2 separate regions of the Homo sapiens genome follow, and region 1 is linked to region 2. Evidence: read pairs that join two places in POLR2A ChIA-PET (ENCODE). Cell type or tissue: CD4-positive, alpha-beta T cell. All regions are shown on one strand. Links, peaks and the distances in the headings refer to the core of each region. The heading gives the core; the rest is flanking DNA.

What was found. ChIA-PET counts read pairs that join two places held together with the same protein. Peaks named below come from ENCODE experiments on the same cell type or tissue, not always from the same donor. Only the 100,000 strongest peaks of a DNase experiment are listed, where the experiment ranks them.
Region 1: POLR2A ChIA-PET joins it to region 2 with 6 read pairs; 4 of 35 experiments call an interaction of 5 or more read pairs at or near these places.

What each region holds. Positions count from the first base shown.
Region 1 is chr3:71,319,917-71,322,838 of GRCh38, forward strand. The region is part of intron 4 of FOXP1 (forkhead box P1); the gene reads right to left. Among named protein-coding and RNA genes, the nearest start is that of FOXP1-AS1, 32 kb to the left of the region's middle. In CD4-positive, alpha-beta T cell, for the core only: no CTCF peak of the experiment used is centred there; no DNase peak of the experiment used is centred there.
Region 2 is chr3:71,449,709-71,452,630 of GRCh38, forward strand. The region is part of intron 3 of FOXP1 (forkhead box P1); the gene reads right to left. Among named protein-coding and RNA genes, the nearest start is that of MIR1284, 91 kb to the right of the region's middle. In CD4-positive, alpha-beta T cell, for the core only: no CTCF peak of the experiment used is centred there; a DNase peak (open chromatin) is centred at 1,634; H3K27ac peaks cover 1,166 bases.

The sequences.
Region 1 (2,922 bases), core at 90-2,589, 130 kb before region 2:
TTGACTCCTCCACCACATCCAACAATGACATCCACTCCATTCTCTTTCCTTCACCCTGACCAACACTTGCCGGCCCACACAAGGGTGCCTCCCACGACTCTGCAATTCCCTTGTGAAGGCTCTTTCCTGCCTTTGGTTTTGCTCTCCTCAAACCTACCCACGGGGAAGACAAACTCATCTTGCAAAATGTGAATGTACAACGTTCCATCAATTCCCAGACAGCTTCCCCAGTCACACCTTAATATTTTTGACATTAGGACGCATCTCAACATTGACATGGATGCTTAACGTTGCATGCTTACCCACGCACATCCCATCCCAGCTGAACAATTTCTTAGCTTTCTAAGGCCCGGAAGGCCAAGGGGAAGCATCTAGAGGTATTCAAAAGGCTGTGCTGGATGTTAGCCGCTGCTTGGTCCTCTGCTTGCACTTTTTTTGCGGCTCTGGAACCACCATTCTACCACGGACAGACACTCACATACACACCCTGTACAGTCTTGTCTCTAAGCCGCTGCACAGATCTAGCCTACCACCGTATTGCTCTGCCCTCTTTCACCTAAGAAATCCCACACATCCCATATAACTCAGGCACAAATACCACTTCCTCCAAGAAGTCCTCCCTAACCTCCCTTTAGATCAATGTCCCTGTTATCTATTCCCTTTGTACACAGTACTTGTCCTAATACAGGCATGACTCCATTTTATTATAATGGTCTATTTAATCAATCATTTCTCTTGCTAAGCTCTATCCCAGTCTACAAAAGGCACTTAATAAATCTTGAATGAATAAAGTAAAAGCTGATGAATTTCAGTAAACAACGTTAACGGCAACAATTTTTCCTTCTTTGGTTCCTTCATAAAATCAGCTCTTCTCCATCTTTGTTCCTCTCCCTACTACAATGGTTCAGCAACACGCGGCCAAGCAAATCAAGTCTGCATAGTATTTGTTCATACCTCTGAAGATATAAGAAATGTGTCACAGCTGATATTTATGTGAATGACTGAGATATAATTTGAACAAAAACTCTTCCGTTCCCTTGAAGTAAAATCATCTTATTGTTTATGATACAGTGCAAAGGAAATAGAATGAGCAAGGAAGCTATAAGAATTTAATCAAGTCGACTTCTTATAAATAAGAATTGAGATTCACTATGCACCCCTAATTACCCTCCCGCTACTAACAGTGTCCTAATTTAGACTGTACCAAAAAAAAAAAAAAAAAGGAAAAAAAACGCTTTCAGATAGTAAGACGATTTTGCATTAAGGTCTCAGATGAGCCTTAGTGCCATTCCCTCTCTTGGGCTGTGGTCTGCTTAACTTCAGCTTTAATGATATCACGCTTCCCACTTTGACAAAATCAAACTTCGCAGTTGGCCTTCAAAACAGTGTGGAAGAAAGAGTTGTCATGGGACAAACCAGTGACCTCTAACCCTTGGCAGATTTGGTAATGAAGACAAGAAATCTGGTATGAGCCAGCCATAGCCCCAGACTCAAGAAATGGTGTCATTTAAGTGACCATGGAATAAAAGCCAACTTCTGGAAACGTGAGATGGCCACATGGGCTATATATAACACATAAGACTATAGACATTTTCTCTGGGGTTCAGGTTTTCAGAGACCCACAACTAGAATATCAAAAGAAATTTCGTGCTCACAATGTAATTAAAGTAACTGGCAGGCATAATTCAATCTTATTTTTCTTTCTTTTTTCTTTTTTTTTTTTGAGATGGAGACTCACTCTGTTGCCCAGGCCGGAGTGCAGTGGTGCGATCTCCTCTCACTGCAACCTCTGCCTCCCAGGTTCAAGTAACTCTCCTGCCTCAGCCTCCCAAGTAGCTGGGACTACAAGTGTGCACCACCACACCTGGCTAATTTTTTTTGTATTTTTAGTAGACAAGGTTTCATCATGTTAGCCAGGATGGTCTTGATCTCCTGACCTGTGATCCGCCTGCCTCGGCCTCCCAAAGTGCTGGGATTACAGGCGTGAGCCACTGTGCCCAGCCTCAATGTTATTTTTCATGATTATAAAGTTGCCTGCGTCACTTAACTTTGCTGATCTTCACTTTCTTCATCGGGAAAATGGGGTAATGAGATCTGTGTGTCAGATGTGAGAATATGTGTTATACTCATAAGCAGGATTTTTATTTGTATATGTGTAGAGAGGTGTATAAACTACAAAAGATGAAAATTTTTGATACAACTCTTACATCATTCATTCCGTTGTTTAGCAGACTTTAGGGAACACCATTCTGTACTATATGGAATAAAAACATGAATAAAACTAGGCCGCTGCCCTCAAGAAGCTCATATCAACATCTGGGCTATGAAAAACAGTAGTCATTAGCCACATGTGGCTTTTAAGTTTAAATAAATTAAAACTAAATATAACTAAAAATTCAGTTCCTCAATTGCACCAGTCATATTTCCAGTGTCAAAAGCCACATGTGGCAATCAGCTATCATAGTGGATAGTGTAGATATAGAACATTTTCATCACTGCAGAAAGTTCTATGGGACAGCTCAGGTCTAGAGAAAAAAGTACAGTGTGTAGGTACATTTTAACCTACTGTGATAGGTGACAAACTGGCAGCAGAAGAGGTTTTCTCATGGAGCCAGTACCTTTGAAGGATGGTAGGCTTCATTTTTATAGGACAGAAAACAGGAGCCAGGTGGAGCGAGGCACACATGCAAAGGTGCACTGTCATCAAGGGGCATTCGGAGCTCCAGGAGGGGTAAACTATTCTTGGTGACCGGCATGGAATTATATGGGGGAGCAGTGGCCACAGAGAAGTCTGGAGAAATTAGGATCCAACTATGAAGGTCTCCCAAGCCAAACTAGAAGTCTGGACTTACTGTGGAAAACAGAGATGCGGATGCAGTAGAGTGACCACTGGATGTGTTTTGTAGAAAACCAACTATGCTG
Region 2 (2,922 bases), core at 103-2,602:
GGGTGCAATGTAAAATGAATAGGGGTCACTTACTGATCATGCAATCTGACCACTCGAATTGAGGAATTCTTTTTTAAGGGGCTGTTTATAAATGAATCATTGTTTCATTAGATAAATATTCACAAAGTTTATTTTTAGAAAAGCTAAACCATAACAAAGTATAACTAAATACAATCTCACATAGGTCTATGAAATACGAGGTAAATAAAAGTTTAAAAAATCTCAGAGAGGTGACTTCAGTCATAAGGCATGAAATTTCTTTCCCAACATGTCTACGAATTGAGCATTAAAAAGGAAAAGGGGCTTTATAAACATAAGTCCTTTAAAATTTCCTTCTGAAGTTTTCCACTTTAACCTCACAAAGCCTCATTTACAAATAAACAGGTTTCTAAATACATAAGACATTAGAAGAGGTAGGTGGAAGACAAAGAAAAATCACACCTGCGTATTAGAGTCAATGTGTTTATGTTCCTAATTTCAATGATTTAACTGAAACTACTTTGGTTAGAAATGCTAAACAAATAGATTCACAACTAAAAAACTACAGGTGTTTCTGTACCTCCATGCTGGCAATTTTTAGATGTACTTCACCTGCTATCAGAACAGAAACTCTACATACTGATAAGGAATGGGACGACAATGAACTTCGCCCTCCCCAGCTCAACCTTCTTCATAACTTCACTGCAGAATGACAAGCTCGTTGCCAGTGAATGCCACTCTCTAATGCCACAGAAATTTTGATCTCAGCTGTCCGATGCAAATTTGTGTACGATTTTGTATGCATTACCAAGCTACGAAATAAGTCAGTGTGTTAGGATGTGTGAACACATGGCTTGCTCTTGTTTCTGAACATAATAGTTCCTAATGTCTAGTGTACTGTGATATTCTTGGTTCACCCTGCCCTTTCTCTTAAAGAAAGCCTATGTTAATTTCGAACAAAACTGAAGAATGGCATAGGACAAGCTCCTGTCTAAATACTGTTTCTTGTGATGGCATAAAATAAGTAGTAAGTGATAAGATGAGTTGGTCATTTTTTTAATTTAAAGAGGGAAGAATAAACAATTTTATGGAATATTCTTTTTTTTTTTGAAGACCTAATTATATATACTAAGCAAGAAGTAATTTCTCCCTCCTGCCTACATTTTATGTTTTGGGCACTTCCATTTCATGTCCCTTGACACCTTTTCCAATAATCCATCTACTTGATATTGGAAAGCCTCACATGAATAAAACTTTATGGCACTACAGGCGTTTAGCCTTCCACTGACATTCCTGGCCTGTTCAATTCTGCAATTCAATCAAAATCAAATCTCAAAATCCTCTTGTCAGCCAGCACTGCTTTCATATGCCTGAGCCTTGTGTAAGGATAACTGCATCCAATCTTCCCCCCAAGCAGTGCTTATATTGTTTTATTACAGTTCAATGAGTGGAGTTCAAAATTACATGCAGCTGCCTACTACTGTGGTTGGGCTGTGTTACGCATGGACACAAGTATTGCCCACCAGGCCTGAAATCATTCACTTACTGGCCGGCCAGAAAGACTGTGAGCACTTCTTTGTATGGAAGAACATCCTGTCTGCTAGATCTAAAGAGGGTGATGTTAACAGATCAGTCCCTTTATAAAAGGATTGTGAAAGCCCGATGAAATGCAACTCAAATGTGCTCAATGTTAAGCAAGTGGCTAGAGCACATAAAAGCGAAGATAAACCTCAACATGCACTACTTATTCTCAGAAAGCTTGTGAAGGAAGATAAAGAGATCTGGAATAAAAGACATCTTAAAGAATTTTCGTATGTGTTTTAGATGATGAAGCTTCATTTAAATGAGTTTTTTTTTTAACACCCCCAGTAATCCTTTCATTGAAACAAAAAGACAAAATACAAAGCCAATTAAATACAATTTAACCTGATGAACAATACAGTAATTAAAGTACCAGTAGTCAAATGCTTCGATAGGCTAACATCAGGCAGAGTGACAGTGAAAATAGCTTTAGGGATACACCATATTTTCAACACTGGGACAAACACATCAAGTGGCCATCCCCTATTTTTAAGCGAAATGAAAAATGTGTAGAAAATACTAGAACCAAAAAGGAAAGCAAACTGGGTCTCATTTGTGTAGGTGTTAAATTACTTAGTTATTAAACAGGAAAAAGGTCTTGCTAGAAGAACTGTTAAAGCCCCAAATAAAAATGTGTGTGCTAACTCCAGGCTACCTCTGGGCTAGTAATTCTACAGGTAAAACAATAACTTCCTAGAGTGCAGTGTTTCAAGAAAAAGAAACCTGCCTCTCTCATTTATGAAGACATGCATCTCCTGTGCAGGTGGCCCCACACTTCTCTGTGACAAAAGTCAGCGCCAGGAGGGTAAAGACGTACATGTCATTGCCAAATATTTACTGGCGACGTCTCTAAAATTAATCACTCTCGGAGCCCCCAAAAGGTGAATGTATATCCATTTCTAATACCTACCACTCTGCATCTTTGGAAACAATATCATCAAAAGGAACTTTAAAGGGATCATGAAAAGCTCTAACATACAGAAACCTCTTTCAGACTACAGAAATTAGTCTCAAGACTAAATACTCAGGAGTTTAATTATTAAGTCAGCCCCCATGCCAAGAGGGGGAAATGGAAAGGTATTTATTCTGTTGCAGCTATGTTTATAGGTAACAACCTAGAAAACCAGGTGATTCACGTACAATGATACCTTATTTTCTAATGACGTGGCAACTCAAAGAGCCAGCAAGGCAAGATAGGGACAATTTGGAACTGGCAAAATAATGAATGAGTTTCTAGACATAATTTTATTTTCTCTGGGATAAATGATGAGATTCAGGCTTACTGACCCCCAAAGGAGGCTCTTGTTGTATTTTAATATTTGAGAGGGTTGAACTTGGAGGGACAAGGCATACATTTTTTTA